Linked DNA regions of Homo sapiens: regions 1 and 3 are each linked to region 2. The links are chromatin loops, found by intact Hi-C in ENCODE. Cell type or tissue: heart left ventricle. All regions are shown on one strand. Links, peaks and the distances in the headings refer to the core of each region. The heading gives the core; the rest is flanking DNA.

What was found. Hi-C counts contacts between places; a loop is a spot of excess contacts. Peaks named below come from ENCODE experiments on the same cell type or tissue, not always from the same donor. Only the 100,000 strongest peaks of a DNase experiment are listed, where the experiment ranks them.
Region 1: a loop joins it to region 2, with 10 times the contacts of the local background. A loop is called at or near these places in 31 of 110 quality-filtered maps.
Region 3: it touches region 2 in a loop (2.4-fold over the local background); 35 of 110 quality-filtered maps call a loop at or near these places.

The regions. Positions count from the first base shown.
Region 1 is chr19:374,427-381,710 of GRCh38, forward strand. It overlaps SPMAP2 (sperm microtubule associated protein 2), which reads right to left and starts at 1,600. Exons shown (of 8, transcript NM_016585.5): 1 at 1,237-1,600. The coding sequence starts at 1,544. In heart left ventricle, for the core only: no CTCF peak of the experiment used is centred there; DNase peaks (open chromatin) are centred at 1,535 and 3,955; H3K27me3 peaks cover 566 bases.
Region 2 is chr19:476,297-483,580 of GRCh38, forward strand. It overlaps a transcript of CIMAP1D not described here. Among named protein-coding and RNA genes, the nearest start is that of CIMAP1D, 5.0 kb to the left of the region's middle. In heart left ventricle, for the core only: a CTCF peak has its summit at 4,053 (motif pointing left); a DNase peak (open chromatin) is centred at 4,025; H3K4me3 peaks cover 483 bases; H3K27ac peaks cover 314 bases.
Region 3 is chr19:388,727-396,010 of GRCh38, forward strand. No RefSeq gene overlaps it. Among named protein-coding and RNA genes, the nearest start is that of SPMAP2, 16 kb to the left of the region's middle. RefSeq lists enhancers at 156-721, 722-1,286. In heart left ventricle, for the core only: no CTCF peak of the experiment used is centred there; a DNase peak (open chromatin) is centred at 3,364; H3K27me3 peaks cover 435 bases.

The DNA of each region.
Region 1 (7,284 bases), core at 1,506-5,505, 100 kb before region 2:
GGAGAATTCCACGTTGAAGTTGGAGCTGCTTTCCCGCCCCGATGCGTTTGGGAGCCCAGAGAAGCGTGGGTCTTGCTCAAGCGCCTTTTGTCTGCACTCACCCTGCCCACCCGCCTCTCCTTTCCCTCGAGGGGTCTCTGAGGGAGGACTTTGGCACCACGAAGGCCTGGACCAACCGCAGCTCCACTGCTCGCTGGATGGAAGACCCGTCCAGGTCACCTGTCTCCCCTGGTCCTCAGCTTCCTCCTCTGTGAATTGGAGGTGAGACCAGCTCCCACCTGGCGGGGCTGTTTTGGTGAGTACTAAGGTAGTGTTTACTCATCTCACAGACATCTGTCAAGTGCTTACTGTATGCCAGGCCCCAGAGGGGCAACCACCCTCTAAAGAGAGCGGCTCCTGCCTCCCAGAAAGCTCACAGACTGTGGGAGGGAAACAGGCAGCAGGTGAAGATGCCAAATGCCAGGATATCTGCCCTGTCCTTGCTTGATGCAGCTGCTGGCTCCCACGTTCTCCCCAGAATCCCCTCACACTCCTGCTGTTTTCTCTGCAGGTTGGCAGAGCCCCATGAGGGCAGGGCAGCCACTTTGTTCTTGGGCGGCAAACCTCCCTGGGCGGCACGGAAACCACGGTGAGAAGGGGGCAGGTCGGGCACGTGCAGGGACCACGCTGCAGGGAGGACGGGAGCCGAGTCCCAGAGGTATGTAGAGTGCGCGCCTTGCTGGGGACACTCCAGCAACTGCCCAAAATCAGCGCCCCCAGTGCTGATTGGCCGAAGCGTCAGTTCACCCAGAACGTGTTCCTCCCGACCATTTAAAACCTTTTAGCCACGTGTGGTGCTTAGAATGGTTTCAACTTTTGAGTTGGGAGGCTTTTTTTTTCCCATTTCTTATTCTCTCTGTCTGACTTGAGGCCATCACTCGCTAAACTCTGAACTCTGGGCACCTGAACTCAGTCTGCCTGACTCCAAACTCAGCGCTGTTTACTCCTCCTCCTGCCACCAGATAGGGGAGCGTCTGCTGGTGTCTGCCTCAGGGCCCAGTGAGGGGTGCTGGCCGCCAACCGACCAAGCCCACACCTAGGCTGACTCGGCAGGGCCGGGCCCCTCGGGAGCAGCGAGCCAGGCCGGTGGCCGGTTACGACCCTTTCGCCCGCCCAGGGGGCTGCTGCCCTCCCCCCACTGCCAGGGGCTGAGCCCTACCCCACCGCACCCAGGCAGGCCCGTTCCCCGGTGCCCACCTGATTTCAGGAATGTCCTCTTCCAAGTCCTTGTCCAGGACTCTCTCCAACTCAGAAAGTGCCTCTTTGGGATCCAGGGTCTCCGGGAACTCCTCCCCGGCCACCTCCTCGGGGGGAAGCTCCTCTTCTGGGTCTTCTGGTCCCAGCTCTGCATTGTCCAGGTCCTGGCGTTCGGGGTCTGTGACCCGCCGGCTCTCGTACACAGAGCTCTGGAGGCCACGGGGGTCGCCGTCCTGCTCCCTTTCCGACCTGCCCGCAGCCTCAGAGCTGGGCTGGTTCCCGAGTGACCTTCGCCTGCTGTCCCCCATACACCGGTCCCTTCCCAGCCCCCGCGGCCTCACTCTCCCGGCACCCAAATGTGTCTGTGGTGGCCGCGGCAACAGGAGAGCGTCCGTCACATTCCCCACGGTCCACATTCTAACCCGTGCGCCGTCTCCAATGCTGGTCACCTGGGCTTGCGCTGGGATCAGGACTCAGTCCTGGTGGTCACGGCTCACTCAGGACCTCCCAGGATTGGTTTAGGAAGGAGACCTGACGGGAACCTGCAGGGGCATCTAGCTATGGATTCCCTCTCTCAAAAGGAGACACAAGGAAGAGACCGCGTCTCCTGTTCCTGTCCCTGTGGGGCCCGTCGGTAATGTCCAGAGCCCAGGCAGCCTTCTTGTGACCATGAGGCCTGCCATCTGAGGGCAGATGAACTGAAAGGTGGGCCTTTGATGTGGCTGTCGAGCCTCTGAACTTAGCAGCCTTGGAATCCACTCTGTGTCCAGGCTTCTTGTTACTTGAAACAGTAAGTTTCCTTAGTACTAAGTCGTTTTGGCTTGGTTTCCAATTCCTAGCAGCTAAAACTGCACCCTAGGTGATACAGACGCTTCCAGCCCCAACCTCTCATGAGAAATAACTTCAAAATAGGCTGTTCCAACCCTCACAACAAAATAATGGTTATAACTGGAGTATTCCCCAGGCTGCTGCCTTCAGGAATTCCTCGTACGTCGCCAAAGGAGCTGAATTTCCAGCCTCTCCCCCTCTGTGCCCCACCCAGCCTCTCCCCCTGTGTGCCCCACCCAGCCTCTCCCCCTCTGTGCCCCACCCAGCCTCTCCCCCTCTGTGCCCCCACCCAGCCTCTCCCCCTCCGTGCCCCACCCAGCCTCTCCCCCTCCGTGCCCCACCCAGCCTCTCCCCCCCCGTGCCTCCACCCAGCCTCTCCCCCTCTGTGCCCCCACCCAGCCTCTCCCCCTCTGTGCCCCACCCAGCCTCTCCCCCTCTGTGCCCCACCCAGCCTCTCCCCCGTGTGCCCCACCCAGCCTCTCCCCCCTGTGCCCCACCCAGCCTCTCCCCCTCTGTGCCCCCACCCAGCCTCTCCCCCTCTGTGCCCCACCCAGCCTCTCCCCCTCTGTGCCCCACCCAGCCTCTCCCCCCTGTGCCCCACCCAGCCTCTCCCCCCTGTGCCCCACCCAGCCTCTCCCCCTCTGTGCCCCCACCCAGCCTCTCCCCCTCTGTGCCCCACCCAGCCTCTCCCCCTCTGTGCCCCACCCAGCCTCTCCCCCCTGTGCCCCACCCAGCCTCTCCCCCTCTGTGCCCCACCCAGCCTCTCCCCCTCTGTGCCCCACCCAGCCTCTCCCCCCCCTGTGCCCCACCCAGCCTCTCCCCCTCTGTGCCCCCACCCAGCCTCTCCCCCCTGTGCCCCACCCAGCCTCTCCCCCTCTGTGCCCCACCCAGCCTCTCCCCCTCTGTGCCCCACCCAGCCTCTCCCCCCTGTGCCCCACCCAGCCTCTCCCCCTCTGTGCCCCACCCAGCCTCTCCCCCTCTGTGCCCCCACCCAGCCTCTCCCCCTCTGTGCCCCCACCCAGCCTCTCCCCCTCTGTGCCCCACCCAGCCTCTCCCCCTCTGTGCCCCACCCAGCCTCTCCCCCTCTGTGCCCCACCCAGCCTCTCCCCCTCTGTGCCCCACCCAGCCTCTCCCCCTCTGTGCTGTGTGCCCCCACCCAGCCTTTCACCCTTCTGTGCTTGGTGGTTTTCTACTCATCATTGAAGACTCAAGCCTGTCGGTCCCCCACGCAGGGAGAGTCCCTGACCATCCCTCCCCTTTCTGGGCTCCCAGGCCTAGGACCCCCACCCCTACCCCCACCCAGTGCTAGCCCACCCCGAGGACTGCTCTGTCCCTCACCCCTGCCACCAGCGTGGGGCCGGCCCTCCGGGCATGGTGACCACTCGGCACGCAAGAGACCCAGTTCATCGACACACACAAAGCCCTCTCCAGCTCCCATCCCATCTCCCTGATGCTCTGCTCCCAGACGCAGCCTCACCACCACCTCTGTCAGGAAAGGGGTCTCTCGGAGGACTCCAGGCAGAAGGGCCCCGGGGAGGATCCGGTCCCATCAAGGAGGCCATGGGAAAATCCCCTTTCTTGGCCGGAAGTCTCGTAAACCCTTACCTTGCACTCAATGATTTACTTTTCTCTCTTAAGTTAAACTGGATCAAGATCTGCGGGTGCCTTTCACAAAGAGATGAGTTAGGCATTGTTGCCGCTGGAGGGCCTGTGGCCACTGCAGTGTTTCCAGGAGACCTCGTTCAGAGCAGGGCGCCGCACCCCGAGGCTGCTCCCTAACCCTACTCCAGGGAGGCGCGGTTGGGGGTCTGGCAGCCTCCGGCTCTCAGCACCCAGGCAGCACCCAGGCTGCAGCGCGTTTAGCCCTCATGGCAGCCCGTTGTGGAGAGGAGAGGCAGATGAGCGCTCCAGGGTCATGGGGAAGCTCCCAGGGCCACGCGGCTGGTGGAGCTGCACCCGGCACCTTCTCGGGGGAGTCAGGGCTGGATGTCTCTACGGCAGGAGCCGGAGGAGCTCAGGAGCGCGCGGGGACAGCAGAACTCTGCCCGCACTCGGGGGAGAGTTGGAGGGTCCACGTCTGCTCCAACATCCTGTGGAAAAGCAAGACGTTCACAGCCAAGGAAGTGCATGATTTCTGAATGTTGTGTGATGTTGCTTTGAGCAGAAAATAGAGGGGGACGGGGACCGGGCTGTGGGATGTGTGGGGTTCTGACTGCCCGGACCTGGGGCGTCCGCCTGGCAGAAAATAAACCAGGTCCCTACTGTGTTCCTCTCTGCTGTGGCCGCCTTAACACATATCACAAGCAGAGGCTCCAGCAACACTGAGCGATTACCTGGCCGCCCTGGGCTCAGAAGCCCAACATGGATCTCACTGGACTCAAGCCACGGTGTGGGCAGGGCTGGTTCCTGCAGCCTTCAGAGGAAGGCCCGTCTCCTGCTCATTTGGTGGCCACAGAATTCAGTGCCTTGTGGTCGTAGGACTGAGATCTGCGTTCTTGCTGTGTGTGTCAGCCGGGGGCCCTTCCCAGCGTTGCTGTGTGTGTCAGCTGGGGGCCCCCCAGCACCCAGAGGCCACCGCTCTTCTCAGTCCTGGCCCCTCGCTCCATTTTCAAAGCCAGCAACGGCCAGTCAAGCCCCCTCACATGGATGCTCCACTGGCACTCATCTCTGAGCAGGGCTGGGAAACCCGTTTGGTTATTACGGAAACAGGTGATTGAAGGTCAGCCTGGATAAGCCAGGTGCTCTGACCCTCCACGTCTGCAACCCCAGTCCCACCTGCGAAGTCCATTTTGCCACATAAAATAACATGCTCCCAGTGTCAAACTCAAACGAGCACATAGAGAGGCATTTTTACGTAAGACATTTTGTTTGGGAAAATACATAAAAACAGAATTGAGACCTGGCGCGGTGGCTCATGCCTGTCATCCCAGCACTTTGGGAGGCTGAGGCGAGCGGATCATGACGTCAGGAGATCGAGACCATCCTGGCTAACACGGTGAAACCCCGTCTCTACTAAAAATACAAAAATTAGCCGGGCGTGGTGGCGGGCGCCTGTAGTCCCAGCTACTCGGGAGGCTGAGGCAGGAGAATGGTGTGAATCTGGGAGGTGGAGGTTGCAGTGAGCCGAGATCACGCCACTCTGCACCCCAGCCTGGGCGACAGGGCGAGACTCCGTCTCAAAACAAAAAACAAACAAAAAAAAACCAAAAAAAACAGAATTGCAATTTCGGGCCTGTACACAGACCGGGAGGTCTTCGGTATATCTGCAGCAGGTTGGGGCTTTTACTAGAAGGAACAATGTTGCGAATCATTTCGAAAGAAAGCTCGCAAGAACTGGAAGCTTTGGGAGCTGGTGAGCTGTGACTGGGAGGGAGGTGGGGGCAGAAGGGACCTGGTGAGCTGTGACTGGGAGGGAGGTGGCGGCAGAAGGCGTCTTCATTTAGCTGAGGTCACCTCCACAGCTCCCAGGTCAAATTGGCTTTAGGGTCACGGCAGGCGGTTTCGGGCGCTGGCCTGTGACGCCGTCCTGGGCAGGCGCGTGCATCTGAATGCTTTTTACCTGGTCTCTCGACTGTTGCGTTGGGTAACTCCCATCCATATCACCAGTTTCACACCAGGTTCCAGGGACGAGGATGTGGACACCGTTGGGGATCACTATTCCTTCTGTGACACCTACCTCATACCACACACAACAGCCCTCAGTGGATACGTGAAAGCTGAAACACAACTTCAAAACTTACAGAAAAAAATGAATGTGACCATGCTTTTGCGCTCCATGTAGGGAGTAATTTTTTTAACAAGACATGTAGAGTGCTAATCATACACGACCAATAAGTCGGCCATATTAAACTGAAGCCTCATGTTCAGGACTCCTCAAAAAAGTGGAAACAGAAGCCACGAATGGGAATGCAGCATCTGTCACATCTATAATTGATTAGTACCCACCATGAATAAATAGCTCCTATAAATGAATAAGAAAATAGATGAGTGCTGGCTGGGTGCGGTGACTCACGCCTGTAATCCCAGCACTTTGGGAGGCCAAGGCAGGCGGATCACAACGCCAAGAGATAGAGACCATCCTGGCCAGCATGGTGAACCCCGTCTCTACTAAAAATACAAAAACTTAGCTGGGCGTGGTGGCGGGCGTCTGTAATCTCAGCTACTTAGGAGGCTGAGGCAGGAGAATGACTTGAACCCAGGAGGCGGAGTTTGCAGTGAGCCAAGATCCTGCCACTGCACTGCGGCCTGGGTTACAGAGTGAGACTCCTCTCAAAAAAAAAAAAAAAGAGCAGAACCCTGGTGATGAGCAGATGTAGGACGTGGGGCAGAACCGTGGTGATTGATGAGCAGATGTAGGAGGTGGAGCAGAACCGTGGTGATTGATAAGCAGATGTAGGAGGTGGAGCAGAACCGTGGTGATGAGCAGATGTAGGGGGTGGGGCAGAACCGTGGTGATGAGCAGATGTAGGAGGTGGAGCAGAATCGTGGTGATTGATAAGCAGATGTAGGAGGTGGAGCAGAACCGTGGTGATGAGCAGATGTAGGAGGTGGAGCAGAATCGTGGTGATTGATAAGCAGATGTAGGAGGTGGAGCAGAACCGTGGTGATGAGCAGATGTAGGAGGTGGAGCAGAACCGTGGTGATTGATAAGCAGATGTAGGAGGTGGAGCAGAACCGTGGTGATGAGCAGATGTAGGAGGTGGAGCAGAACCGTGGTGATTGATGAGCAGATGTAGGAGGTGGAGCAGAACCGTGGTGATTGATGAGCAGATGTAGGAGGTGGAGCAGAACCGTGGTGATTGATGAGCAGATGTAGGAGGTGGGGCAGAACCGTGGTGATGAGCAGATGTAGGAGGTGGAGCAGAACCGTGGTGATTGATGAGCAGATGTAGGAGGTGGAGCAGAACCGTGGTGATTGATGAGCAGATGTAGGAGGTGGAGCAGAACCATGGTGATTGATGAGCAGATGTAGGAGGTGGAGCAGAACCGTGGTGATGAGCAGATGTAGGAGGTGGAGCAGAACCGTGGTGATGAGCAGATGTAGGAGGTGGGGCAGAACCGTGGTGATGAGCTGATGTAGGATGTGGAGCAGAACCGTGGTGATGAGCAGATGTAGGAGGTGGAGCAGAACCGTGGTGATTGATGAGCAGATGTAGGAGGTGGAGCAGAACCGTGGTGATTGATGAGCAGATGTAGGAGGTGGAGCAGAACCGTGGTGAT
Region 2 (7,284 bases), core at 1,696-5,695:
ACCGCCTCAGCCTCCCAAAGTGCCAGGATTACAGGTGTGAGCCACCGCGCCCAGCCAATTTTTTTGTATTTTTAGTAGAGATGGGGTTTCTCCATGTTGGCCAGGCTGGTTTCAAACTCCTGACCTCAGGTGATCCACACACCTCGGCCTCCCAAAGTGCTGGGATTACAAGCGTAAGCCACCGTGCCTGGCCTGCAGTGTCATCTTTAACAGCTTTATTGATATAATTCACATACCATACAATTATACATTTCACCCTGCAATGTAATTTTAATGTATTGCATGTTTTAAAATTTTTTAATCAAAATGGTATAGTCTACATAAAGGATCATAAAACAAGTCTTAGTACATATCAAACTTTTGAAACTTACAGAGCATATTATCTGGTGAAAAAGGAATTAAAATAGAAATCACCAACAATACGATATCCAGGATCCCCCAAATATATTTAGAAGTTAAACAACATACTTCTGAATAACCCACGCATCAAAGAAGTCATCACAAAGGAAGTTAGAAAATTTTCAAACTAAATGACTATAAAAAATCAACATATTAAACTGTGTAGGATGCAGTTAAAGAAGTACTTAGAGGGAAAATGGTTGCTTTAAATTTTTATATGAGAAAAGAAGGCTGGGCACAGCGGCTCACACCTGTAATCCCTGCACTTTGGGAAGCCAAGGCAAGCAGATTGCTTCAGCTCAGGAGTTCAAGACCAGCCCAGGCAACATGGTGAAACCCCATCTCTACAAAAAATACAAAAATCAGCCAGGAGTGGTGGTGTGTGCCTGTAATCCCAGCTACTCAGGAGGCTGAGGTGAGAGGATTGCTTGAGCCTAAGGAGGCCAAGGCTGCAGTGAGCCAAGATTGTGCCACTGCACTCCAGCCTAGGCCTAAGTTTCCACCTAAGAAGCTAGGAAAACAAGAGTAAGTATAAGGAAGATTGTAAAGATAACAGTAGAAATCCATGAAATTGAAAACTGTAGAAATAATCCCTTGGCCGGGCACTGTGGCTCATGCCTGTAATCCCAGCACTCTGGGAGGCCGAGGCGGGCGGATCACTTGAGATCAGGAGTTCGAGACCAGCCTGGCCACCATGGTGAAACCCCGTCTCTATTAAAAATAAAAAAATTAGCTGGGCACAGTGGTGCACGTCTGTAATCCCAGCCACACAGGAGGTTGAGGCAGGAGACTCGCTTGAACCCGCTTGAACCCTGGAGGTGGAGGTTGCACCACTGAGCCAGGATCACACCGCTGCACTCCAGCCTGAGTGACAGAGCGAGACTCCACGTCAAAATCAAAAAAAAGAGAAAAAAAGAACGCCTCCTCCCCATCCCAAAAAAGCTGGTCTTTATTTTTATTTTTATTTGTGTATTTATTTATTTTTGACACGGAGTCTCGCTCTGTCGCCCAGGCTGGAGTGCAGTGGCACGATCTCGGCTCACTGCGAGCTCCGCCTCCCGGGTTCACGCCATTCTCCTGCCTCAGCCTCCCGGGTAGCTGGGACTGCAGACACGCGCCACGCCACGGCACGCAGGCCCTGCACGGCCTCGTCTCCACCTCCCCCTGTCCTCTCGTCCTGCTCCTTCCCCTTTGCCGCTCTACTCTGACCATCCGGACCTGCTTTCCCTCCCTCGAGCCCCTAAGACGGTCTCCACCTCGGCCTCTGCCTGAGCTCTCTCTACCTGAGATGCCTCTGCCAGCAAACCAACCCTCGCTGGCCCCTTCCTCGGTCACGAGGGCCCCCAGCCCACAGGCCCTGTCACTGCCCAACCTTGGACACACCATTTGCTCGTTTCCAGAGGCAGCACAACTCCAGAGCCACAGCAGGGATGGGTGCCGAGGAGGGAGAGAGGAGGAAAGGCCCCAACCTCCCTCGACCAAAGCTGCTCCTTCACCAAAACCAGCCGAAGTGCAGGACCCCAGGGGCTCCCACGGCTAAAGAGACAGAGGGGACAAGGGCCTGGAAGGTGTTCCCCCAACCCCATCCCTCCTCACATCCGGGTCACCAGGTCCAGGCCACACCAGACAGCCACTAAAGGCAGACAGCCAGAGACTTGGTTCCAGCCCGGACTCGGCCCCACCTGCCTCCGTTTCCCCATTTTACGTGGGGTGGAACCAAAAGCTAACACAGGGAAGACAGGATGGGAAGCCGGCCAAGCCGACAGCATGTTGCTGGGAGGACGCTGAGGGCCGGCAGCCTCGCCAGAACGAGCTGGGGCCCCTCCAGCCACCAGTCCCCTTCTGATCTGATCGCACCAGATTCTATCAACTCTGTCTTCAGCTCAGAGCTTGTCGCAACTGCCAAGCAAAGAGCTTGCAAATGAGATGCAAATGAATTCAACACACATGCAGATGAGCCCTGATTTTAATCCTGCCTGCTCGACAGAAGAGACTAAATCACAACAGTGAAAAAAAGGGAGGCTGGACCGGATGAGAGGCCGGAGGCCGGCCCTACGTCCACCCGCCCAGCTGCCGGCTGCAGGCGAGGGACGTCACTGCCCGGCCTGGGTGTCCTGGGTGGGAGGTGACTCCGTTGGTGCTCCCGAGACCCTTGTTCTCACCGTAATTAGGAACTCAGCCAGTGTTTATTTGGGGCCAGGCCCTGCTCAGGTGCTGGGAAAACGGGAGAGGACAAAACACACAAGTTCCTCGTCCTCCCTTTCCCTTGGAGACAGGCAGGCAGATAAGTGAAACTTACGTGAGTGCAGAGGGCACGTCGCGCTATGGAGGAAACGTGGGCGAAGGGGGTGTTGGAGGCCGAAAGAGTGAGGGCCGTGATCAACTCAGTATACCACTGGGGGGCTATATGAGTAGACAGCAAACTGTTCTCGTAAATGCAGAATGTTGGCAAACTGACAAACTGCGTCTGCCGTGCAGAAGGGCTGCTGAGGGCCATCACCACCCAGGCACAAATGTTTCCTACGATTAGGCATAATTGAAGCCCGTCAGTAACAATATGAACCTGTGATCAATTAAGCAGCTGCTCAATCGTTACCTCCTCCTCTCTGCTCTTGTTACCCAATAAATACTAAGGGCTGTAGAAGCTCAGGAAGCTGCCTTTGCTCACTAGGAGCAGGGAGCCCTTTTCTTCTTCTTTTTCTCTTTTTTTTTTTTTGGGGGGGGGGGGGATGGAGTTTCACCCTTGTCGCCCAGGCTGGAGTGCAGTGGCGCCATCTCAGCTCACTGCAACCTCTGTCTCCCAGGTTCAAGTGATCCTCCTGCCTCAGCCTCTCGCGTAGCTGGGATTACAGGCGTGCGCAACCACGCCCGGCTAATTTTTGTATTTTTAGTAGAGACGGGGTTTCTCCATGTTGGCCAGGCTGGTCTCGATCTCCTGACCTCGTGATCCGCCTGCCTCGGCCTCCCAAAGTGCTGGGATTACAGGCGTGAGCCACCGTGCCCGGCTAATTTTGTATTTTTAGTAGAGACGGGGGTTTCTCCATGTTGGCCAGGCTGGTCTCGATCTCCTGACCTTGTGATCCGCCTGCCTCGGCCTCCCAAAGTGCTGGGATGACAGGCGTGAGCCACCATGCCCGGCCCCTTCTTCTCTCTTTCCTTCTCTCTTCTTCTTCCCCACGTTGCCCTTCCTTTAAAATAGTTACTTTTAAGTTTTTATTTCTATTTAAAAGTTTCCTTTGTTTCTTGTTATCATTTTCTACGTTTGTCCCTTCGTTCAGTCTTATAATGACGGTCTCAGGCAGTAACTGTGGCGGTCAGCCACAGGGTGGTTGGTGGTGTGAGCGTCTGCGATGTGAACTGGGAGGTCGGGAGCCTCGCGGAGAAGGTCACGCTCCAGCAGAGACCAGAGGAGAAGCCGAACTCGGGAGGCGGGCGAGGCATTCCAGGCTGACAGGAACTGCACGCACAGAGGCCCTGGGGCAGGACCTGCCTGGTGTGTAGGAGAAACAGCGACGAGGCCCGTGCAGCTGGAGCAGCGTGAGCAAGGAGAAGAGGAGCCGGGAGGAAGCCGATGCGGCGGGTCCTGCACGGCCTGTGGACTGTGGGGACACGGGTGACGTGTGAGCAGGGACGCGTCCCAATCAGAGCTCACAAGCGCCCTCTGGTGACATCTGGGAGAGCAAAACGTGGGCGGTGCCGGGAGAGGGCGTCACATGCTGGGAAGGATGATGAGGATGGATGACAGGAAGGATGATAGGGGAGGATGATGGGAAGGATGATGGGGAAGGATGATGGTAAGGATGATGGAGAAGGATGATGGGGAAGGATGATGGGGAAGGATGATGGGGAAGGATGATGGAGAACGATGATGGAGAACGATGATGGAGAAGGAATGTGGGAAGGTGATGGGGAAGGATGATGGGAAGGATGATGGGGAAGGATGATGGTAAGGATGATGGAGAAGGATGATGGAGAAGGATGATGGAGAACGATGATGGAGAACGATGATGGAGAAGGAATGTGGGAAGGATGATGGGAAGGATGATGGAGAACGATGATGGAGAACGATGATGGAAAACGATGATGGAGAATGATGATGCAGAAGGAATGTAGGAAGGATGATGGGGAAGGATGATGGAAAGGATGATGGGAAGGATGATGGAGAACGATGATGGAAAACGATGATGGAGAACGATGATGGAGAAGGAATGTGGGAAGGATGATGGGGAAGGATGATGGGAAGGATGATGGAGAAGGAATGTGGGAAGGATGATGGGGAAGGATGATGGAGAACGATGATGGAAAACGATGACGGAGAATGATGATGGAGAAGGAATGTGGGAAGGATGATGGGGAAGGATGATGGAAAGGATGATGGGAAGGATGATGGAGAACGATGATGGAGAACGATGATGGAGAAGGAATGTGGGAAGGATGATGGGGAAGGATGATGGGAAGGATGATGGGAAGGATGATGGAGAAGGAATGTGGGAAGGATGATGGGGAAGGATGATGAGAAGGATGATGGGGAAGGATGATGGGAAGGATGATGGGAAGGATGATGGGAAAAGATGATGGGAAAGTATGATGGGAAGGATGATGGGAAGGATGATGGAGAACGATGATGGAGAAGGATGATGGAGAAGGATGATGGGAAGGATGATGGAGAACGATGATGGAGAAGGAATGTGGGAAGGATGATGGGGAAGGATGATGGGAAGGATGATGGAGAAGGATGATGGGGAAGGATGATGGGGAAGGATGATGGGAAGGATGATGGGGAAGGATGATGGGAAGGATGATGGGAAGGATGATGGGGAAGGATGATGGGGAAGGATGATGGAGGATGATGGAGAAGGATGATGGGAAGGATGGTGGGAAGGATGATGGAGAAGGATGATGGGAAGGACAATGGGAGGATGACCGAGAAGGATGATTGGAGGATGATGGGAAAGGATAATGGGAAGGATGATGGCAACCAAGACCAACTCATCTTCACCAAGCTCATGGTGTAGCCAGAAAGTTGATCACCCACAGCAGCACTGCCCACCAGAAACAGACTGAGAACCTCCTACTTTTTTTTTTTTTTTTTTTTTGAGACAATATGTTGCTCTATCACCCAGGCTGGAGAGTGCAGTGGTGCAATCATAGCTCACTGGAGCCTCCAACTTCTGGGCTGAAGTGATCTTCCCACTTCAGCCTCTGGAGTAGCTAGGACTATAGGCATGTGTCACCATCCCTGGCTAATTTCTTTTTTGTGTGTGGAGATGGGATCTTGCTATGTTGCCCAGGCTGGTCTTTAACTCCTGGCCTCAAGCAATCCCCCTGCCTTAGTCTCCCAAAGCACTGGGTTTACAGGCATGAACCACCATGCTCGGCCATTTTTAAATTTTCTAGTAGTTGTATCAAAAAAAGAGAAACACGTGAAATTAATTTTAATAATACATTTTATTAACCCCCATATCCAAAATAATATCATTTCTGCATATGAACATTACAGGTGAGATATTTCACATTCTTCTTTTAATGCTGTCCTCCCAGCCTGGCATGTTTTGCACTCTCTGCCTCAGTGTGGAGCGTCCACAGTTCCAGTGCTCCAGCGTCACCTGTGACCTGTGGACGCTGTGTCGGGCAGCACAGGTCTAGAGAGTAGAGCCTAGGACTGATCCCTTGGGCCAATGGTGCTCAGCCATGGGTGTTGCTGCCCCCAGGGGACACTTGGCTATGTCTGGAGACATTCTTGGCTGCCAGGACCAGGAGTGCTGATGACATCTAGTGACTGGAGAACTACAACGCTGTTCCTCCCAAGAGAAGACCCTCAAATGTCAATGGTGTCAAGATGGGGAAATGCTGCCTTAGTGGATGGGCACTTATTAATCGCCTACTGCATACAGGGTGAGATCGGCAGGGCGTCCTTGGCATACAGCAGATTACTCATGCAGAACGGCTCTGCTGCCAGCTCTGTGCTCACAGGCGCCACCCCACGAGCTGTTCCATGCCTATCACCATGGACAGAGGCGGAGGTCACAAAGCCAGCAGGAGTGTGGACCTAGGACTCAAGTCCAGAATGTTCTTGGCCCTGCACTGTCCTGCCCACCTACACCTGCCAGTCTGAATGTCACCCACCCTGGCCGCCATCATACGAGCACCCCAGCCCCGCCCCTCGACGGGCACCGAGGCTATTCCCACTTCACCTCCTTTACAATTTCCTGCAGTGAACTTCCCAGGCAGACCTCCTGCGCCCATGAACCAGGGTTTCTGGATTAGACACTGTGTGGTCCCTGATGAATCACTGCACCACTGTGCATGTGTTTCCTCCTCTGAAAAACGGGCATATGTCAGCCTGACTCCACAGGGTCACTCTGAAGACAAGGGCATCTGGCCCCTTATCATTCAAACATCCTCTTCCAGCCTTCCCTCACTCCAGCAAATGGCACCTCCAGACCCATGCTGACTTGGATCCAAACCCCTGGGGCCGCTTCCTGGATCCAAAGCCCACTCAGCAGCTGACTGCTGCTCTCCACCTCACAGCCACGGCCCAGTCCAGGGCCCCATCCCCCCCCAACACCCACCCCCACCTCCTCAGGGATCCCTGGGACGCCTCTCCCAGCCCCAAAAGGCCACTCTATGTCAGCCAGAGCCAGCTCTTCAGACATGACCATGGGAAGCCCTACAGACGCCCATCCTGGCTGCCACTGCGTCTAGCACAGGCTCCTCCCCGACAGACCTCCACCTGCCTGAGTTCCCTCACCACTCCCCCAGGCATGCAGGCTCACCCTCGTTCCAGTGACACGGAGCTATGAGATCATGGTGGGCTGAAATCAACAGACCAGGGGTTCCCAACCCAGGTGATTGCCCCCAGGGGACGCTGGGCAGTGTCCAAGG
Region 3 (7,284 bases), core at 1,506-5,505, 88 kb before region 2:
GAGGGAGAAGAATCACTTGAACCCGGGAGGTGGAGGTTGCATTGAGCTGAGAGAGACAGAGAGACGTGCAGGGTTGACAAGGATGGGCTGGCGTGGGGGCAGGCCCCACACCCTCAGCCCTGCACGGGCGCAGCCCTCAGAAGGGAACTGGGCGGCAGGTACCTGCATCACAGATGCTCCGTCCTTGGGCCCAGGATCTTCACCCCCAGTCATCTGTCTTGTGGAGTGTGTCGCTATGAAGAGGTCCCTGAGGCTGGGTCGTTCATAACGAAGAGGGTTCATTTGCTCACGGTTCTGCGGGCCGTACAGGAAATGTGACACCGGCCTCTGGGCCGCTTCTGGGGAGGCCGGGGAGGTTTACCCATCAAGGAAGGTGAAGAGGGAGCTGGTGTGTCACGGGTGAGAGGGAGCAAGAGGGAAGGTGCCGCACTCCTAAATGGCTCTCAGGTGAGCAACAGGCAGGACGGGGGACGGTGCCGCACTCCTAAATGGCTCTCAGGTGAGCAACAGGCAGGACGGGGGATGGTGCCGCACTCCTAAACAGCTCTCAGGTGAGCGAGAGTTAGCAAGGGGGAAGGTGCCGCAATCGTAAACAGCTCTCAGGTGAGCAAGAACTCAACTCACGTGTCACCAAGGGCATGGGCTAAGCCCTGCAGGCGGGATCTACCCCGTGAGCCAGCACCTCCCACCAGGCCTCACACCAACTCTGGGCGTCACATTTCCGCATGAGATTTGGAGGGACACATGTGTCCAAACATGTCACAGAGCACGTAGTCAGTGACGTTCACACATGAATATTCATCCCAGATTTACTCATGGTAATGAAACCCTCAACACGACAGCAGAGTTTGGGTGTGTTCCTAAGAGCGGGTGGTTTGCAGATGTTCACCTCATCCAAAAACATCCTCACAGACCTGCCCAGAATGATGTTTGACCAAACTTCTGGGGATCCTGCGGCCCAGTCGAGTTCACACAAAAAATTCACCAACACACTCGGCATTCCGGGGAAGCTGGGGACGCGTGAGGGGCCACCAGGTGGCTGCAGAGACAGTGTCTGAGCTGTGAGGTCTATTTTCAGCCCAAAGAGTCGGCTTCTGGGGAACAGCCCAAGATGCCCTTGGAGGAGAGGCTGGGACGAGTCCCCCAGTCCCTCTGCAGCCCCAACCCCCAACCCAGCCCTTGACAAGCCCCTCCCCTCCAGACACAGGGCAATGCCCCTCTCCGTCTCTCTGTCTCTCTCTCTCTCCCCTCCCTCTTTCTCTGTCCTCCGTGTGTCTGCCTGTCCTCTGAGTCCACCACTGGCCTCTTGCACGTGCCCTGCCCGTGGCTCCTGCCCTCACGTCTCTGCTCGCTCCCGTATCCCCCATGAGCTGGTTCTGGGAGGCCGCGGTCTGGCTTGTGGGGACCCATCCATTTCTCTCCTGGGGCCTGAGCTGGGGTTGGGGTTCTAGAGCAGCGCAGGCCAAGACCCCACGGTAATGGGAGACAGAGGTGGGTAGAGCGTGGCCTCCAAGACATGATTCTGAACAATGCAGACCCATGGCTGTAACAGATGCAGCCCATGTAGCCTGAGAGTAGGGTCACTGTACAACTACAGATGCCATCAACAAAACTCCGTGTAGCAACATCCTCCCACTCAGTCCTCGAGCAGCCCTGAAGGCACAGCCACCATTGCTCCCTGTCACAGATGGGAACACCAAGACAGCCACCATTGCTCCCTGTCACAGATGGGAACACTGAGGCGAGTCCTCGAGCAGCCCTGAAGGTGCAGCCACCATTGCTCCCTGTCACAGATGGGAACGCGGAGGTGCAGGGACATCGGTGGCTCCCCAGGGCCCGGCTGTGAGCAGCTCTGATGTGGCAGCCCCTTCTCCCCAGCATTGGGGTGCGGTCAAGCCCGCGGACTGGGCAACCGGGCTCTGCTTCCTCCGCGCTTGCCAAGAGCCTCAGAAGGAGGCCGTTCCTCATCTGTGCACACGAGGGCTGGACACAGACACACAGCACACTGCGCCCACGCCATGGCCAGCCTGAGGCAGACATCAGCAGCCGAATGCTGAGGGCCACACTGTTTCCCTCTGAGCCCTGGCAAGGCCTCAGAACCCTTCTCAACCCTTAGCCAAGGCCAAGTGGTCTGAGAGGCCCAGGAGCTTCACTCTGTGGTCCTCAGGGTGCCATTAACCCGACCCCAGGGCCAGCGGCACCTCCAGGCCTGGCCCCCCGGCCCCCGCCCCGGCCCCCGCCCTGGCTGGCTCCCAGCCCACGCTGCTCCACTGCAGGCCCGGCCAGCAGCATCTGTTGCCATGGTACCTGCTGGGGTAGCAAGGCCCCCCCACCCACAGTGGGACATCACCACAGCAGCCGGTGAGATTTAAATGCAGGCAGCGGATTAGATCTGAGCGTTGTGTGGATGTGGAATTTCCCGATGTTGACAACAGCCCCAGGGTTATAAAAGAGAATCCTGGTTTTTAGAAAAGATACGCTGATATGTTTAGGAGGAAGTGGGCATTGCACCTCCAGCATAGTCTTCAATGGTTCTGAAAATGTGTATAAATATGAATATTGTACCATATGTAGATAACAGGTGGCTGTAGATACAGATAGAGGTACAGACACCGAAGATGACACAGCAAATGGGGAAAATCCAGCCCGCTGGTGACTCTGGGTAGAGTCAGGGGGAGTTCCTGCTGTATGACAAGTAATCTTGCCACTTTCCTGTAAGGTCAAAATGATATCAAAACTAAAAGATGTGAAAACAATATTCAAAGCATAGAGTCTTGGGCCAGCCCCCCACCTTACCTCCTACAGAGACCCCAACTCTGCAGGTCTAGATGAGCTCAGACTTTGATTTAATCAGCATCAAGGAGAGTATGATGGGTTGAGTTGTGTCTCCCCCCAAAACACGGTCCATCCCTGGAACCCATGAGTAGGACCTTATTTGGAAATAAGGTCTTTGCAGATGTGATGAGTTCAGATGAGGTCACCCTGGAGTCCGGAGGACCCTCAATCTGATGACCGGCGTCTCTCTAAGATGAGGAGTGGGCTCACAACACTCTCAGGGGCAACGGCCGTGCAAGGACAGAGGCAGAGACTGGACTGAGGCATCTACAGGCCGAGGGCCACCGGCCACCACCACCAGCTGGAGAAGGACACAGACGCAGTCTCCCTCTGAGCCTCTGGAAGAAGCCAGCCCTGCCGACACCTGGATGGCAAAGCTCTGGCCTCCAGAACCGGGAGGACACATCTCTGCTGTGGGAACACCCAGGCCATGTGCCTTTGCTACGGCAGCCCCAGGTGGCAGCTGCTCAGTCCGCGAGGAGGGGCAGCACTGGCCACGTCCAAAAGCTTCCGGAAGAGCGGGCAGGGTCCTGCACAGCTGTTCATTCACCCGCGAGTACGTCAAGCATACATTGGGCACCGACTGTGTGCCACGCCCGTCCCGGCAGAGGCCCTGGGGACCCAGCTGTGAACAAAATCGGCAAAATCCCTGCCCTCCTGGAGGTGGCGTCTTAGTGGGGAAGACAGGCAAGAAACACGATTGGTGAATTGCCGGGAGAACGCGGCAGGGAGGAGATGGTAGAGTCGTGGGGAAGGCAGGAAGGTAGGGAGGTCGGAGAGGCCTTCCCAGGAAGGGGACTTTGGACAAAGACAGAAGTGAAGGAGGTGAGGAAGGGACTGGGAGGTGATCAGGGGAGAGTGCACCAGGAGGAAAAGCCTGGAGGTGGGATGGGGCCAGAGCCTGCAGGGACAGCGGGGAGATACCAATACACAATGGGGTGAGTGGGGCTGGGGAGGAGGGCATCGGCGTGGTCCCCATTCCGTGGGGCCCGTGGCTCTACAGGAACAGCCGTCCCTGAGTTTGGATAGACGTCTATGCAGCCCTGTGCCAGGCAGGCACCTCCCTCTCTGCAGCAGCTCTCTCTGGGCCTGCAGGCTCCTCAGAACACGCATGCCTCGAAGGTCTTCCCTGGCCTTAGGGGTGGAGTGTGTGAGGGTCTCCACGTGAGGGACCACGTGGGCAGGCAGTGCCGGCAGCCCTGCCCCATGTGCTGGTGTAATCTGAGGTTTGCTCTCCCGTCGCCCACCCTCATTATTGTGCAATTAAACACTTGAGGCAGAGGATGACGAGGTTAAAAATAGCCCTTCCTTTCAGCCAGAGAGAGCCCGTGAGTGTGAGTGGGTGTGAGGAGGGCCTGGGGGCCGTGGAGGTGGTGTCTGCAGCTGCCTGTGAAGGTGGGAAGAGGCCCCAGGCCCCCATCCTGTTGATTTCTCAGAAAAACATCTGAGCACCTTGGCCATCACACACATTTATTCCGCTAAAACTTGAACACTTGCTGTGTGTCAAGCACGGTTCTGGGCCTGGGAAGAGGCTGGGAGGTGGTCCTGGCCCCCACAGAGTGCTGAGAAGAAAGCAAAGGAGAGTTGGGGGAGGATGGAGGCAGGGAAGGCCACTGAGGTGAAGGCCGTGAGGGTGTCTAGGAAGAGCACAGCATGAGCAAAGACTCTGAGACCAACGTGCCTGCTGTGCAGATGGAACCAAAAGCAGGCCCATGTGGCTGCAGCAGACTGAGTAAGGGAGAGAAAGGGAGGAGGTGAGAGCAAGGAGGTGGCCAGGCAGGTCATTCAGGGCCTGGTGGGAATGGGAAGGAGTTGGGTTTTTACCGTGACAGAGATGGGAGAGACGGAGGTCAGTGTACAGAGTCAGCAGGTGGCAGGCCTGGTGCTCACAGTCCAGAGACCAGGGATGAGGCAACAGAGCTGGTCTAGGGACAAACAATGGAACAGATGATAAGGAAGGATGGTGGGGGTGTGTGATGATGGGGAAGGATGACGGTGAAGGATGATAGGAAAGGATGGTGGGAAAGGATGATGGAGAAGGATGGTGGGGATAGGTGGTGATGGGGAAGGATGATGGAGAAGGATGATGGGAAGGATGATGGAGAAGGATGGTGGGAAGGATGATGGGGAAGGATGATGGGAAGGTTGATGGGAAGGATGATGGGAAGGATGATGGGAAGGATGATGGGAAGGATGATGGAGAAGGATGATGGGAAGGATGGTGGGGATAGGTGGTGATGGGGAAGGATGATGGAGAAGGATGATGGGAAGGATGATGGAGAAGGATGATGGGAAGGATGATGGAGAAGGATGATGGGAAGGATGATGGAGAAGGATGATGGGAAGGATGATGGAGAAGGATGATGGAGAAGGATGGTGGGGATAGGTGGTGATGGGGAAGGATGATGGGGAAGGATGATGGAGAAGGATGATGGGAAGGATGATGGAGAAGGATGATGGGAAGGTTCATGGGAAGGATGATGGGAAGGATGATGGGAAGGATGACGGGAAGGATGATGGGGAAGGATGATGGGGAAGGATGATGGGGAAGGATGATGGGAAGGTTCATGGGAAGGATGATGGGAAGGATGATGGGAAGGATGACGGGAAGGATGATGGGGAAGGATGATGGGGAAGGATGATGGGAAGGATGATGGGAAGGATGATGGGAAGGGTGATGGAGAAGGGTGATGGGAAGGATGATGGGGAAGGTTGATGGGAAGGATGATGGGAAGGATGATGGGGAAGGATGATGGGAAGGTGATGGAGAAGGATGATGGGAAAGGTGATGGTGAAAGATGACAGGATGGGTGATGGGAAGGATGATAATGAGAAGGATAATGAGAAGGACAATGGGGAAAGATGATGGGGAAGGATGACTGGAAAGACAATGGGAGAGATGGGGAAGGAGGATGGGAAGAATGACAGGGAAGGATGATGGGAGGATGACTGGAGAGGATTTAACAGAAGAGAGGATGGAGAAGGAAGATGGGAAGGATGATGGGGAAGGATGATGGAGAAGGATGATGGGGAAGGATGATGGGAAGGATGATGGAGAAGGATGAAGGGAAGGATGATGGAGAAGGATGATGGGGAAAGATGATGGGAAGGATGATGAGGAAAGATGATGGGAAGGATGATGGGGAAAGATGATGGGAAGGATGATGGGGAAAGATGATGGGAAGGATGATGGAGAAGGATGGGAAGGATGATGGAGAAGGATGATGGGGAAAGATGATGGGAAGGATGATGGGGAAAGATGATGGGAAGGATGATGGGGAAAGATGATGGGAAGGATGATGGAGAAGGATGGGAAGGATGATGGAGAAGGATGATGGGGAAAGATGATGGGAAGGATGATGGGGAAAGATGATGGGAAGGATGATGGGGAAGGATGATTGAGAAGGATGATGGGAAGGATGGGAAGGATGATGGAGAAGGATGACGGAGAAGGATGATGGGGAAAGATAATGGGAAGGATGATGGGGAAAGATGATGGGAAGGATGATGGGGAAGGATGATGGAGAAGGATGATGGGAGGGATGATGGAGAAGGATGATGGGAAGGATGATGGGAAGGATGATGGGGAAAGATGATGGGAAGGATGATGGGGAAAGATGATGGGAAGGATGATGGAGAAGGATGATGGGGAAGGTTGATGGGAAGGATGATGGGAAGGATAATGGGAAAGATGATGGGGAAGGATGATGGGGAAGGATGATGGGAAGGATGATGGAGAAGGATGATGGGGAAGGTTGATGGGAAGGATGATGGGAAGGATAATGGGAAAGATGATGGGGAAGGATGATGGGGAAGGATGATGGGAAGGATGATGGAGAAGGATGATGGGGAAGGTTGATGGGAAGGATGATGGGAAGGATAATGGGAAAGATGATGGGGAAGGATGATGGGGAAGGATGATGGGAAGGATGATGGGAAGGATGATGGGGAAGGATGATGGAGGATGATGGAGAAGGGTGATGGGGAAGGATGATGGGAAGAATTATGGAGAAGGACGATGGGAAGGATGATGGGAAGGATGATGGGGAAGGATGATGGGAAGGATGATGGGGAAGGTTGATGGGAAGGTTGATGGGAAGGATGATGGGAAGGATGATGGGAAGGATAATGGAGGATGATGGAGAAGGGTGATGGAGAAGGACGATGGGAAGGATGAATGGAGAAGGACGATGGGAAGGATGAATAGAGAAGGACGATGGGAAGGATGAATGGAGAAGGATGATGGGAAGGATGAATGGAGAAGGATGATGTGAAGGATGAATGGAGAAGGACGACAGGAAGGATGAATGGAGAAGGACGATGGGAAGGATGATGGGAAGGACAATGGGAAGGATGATGGGAAGGATGAATGGAGAAGTATGATGGGAAGGATGAATGGAGAAGGACGATGGGAAGGATGAATGGAGAAGGTTGATGGGAAGGACGACG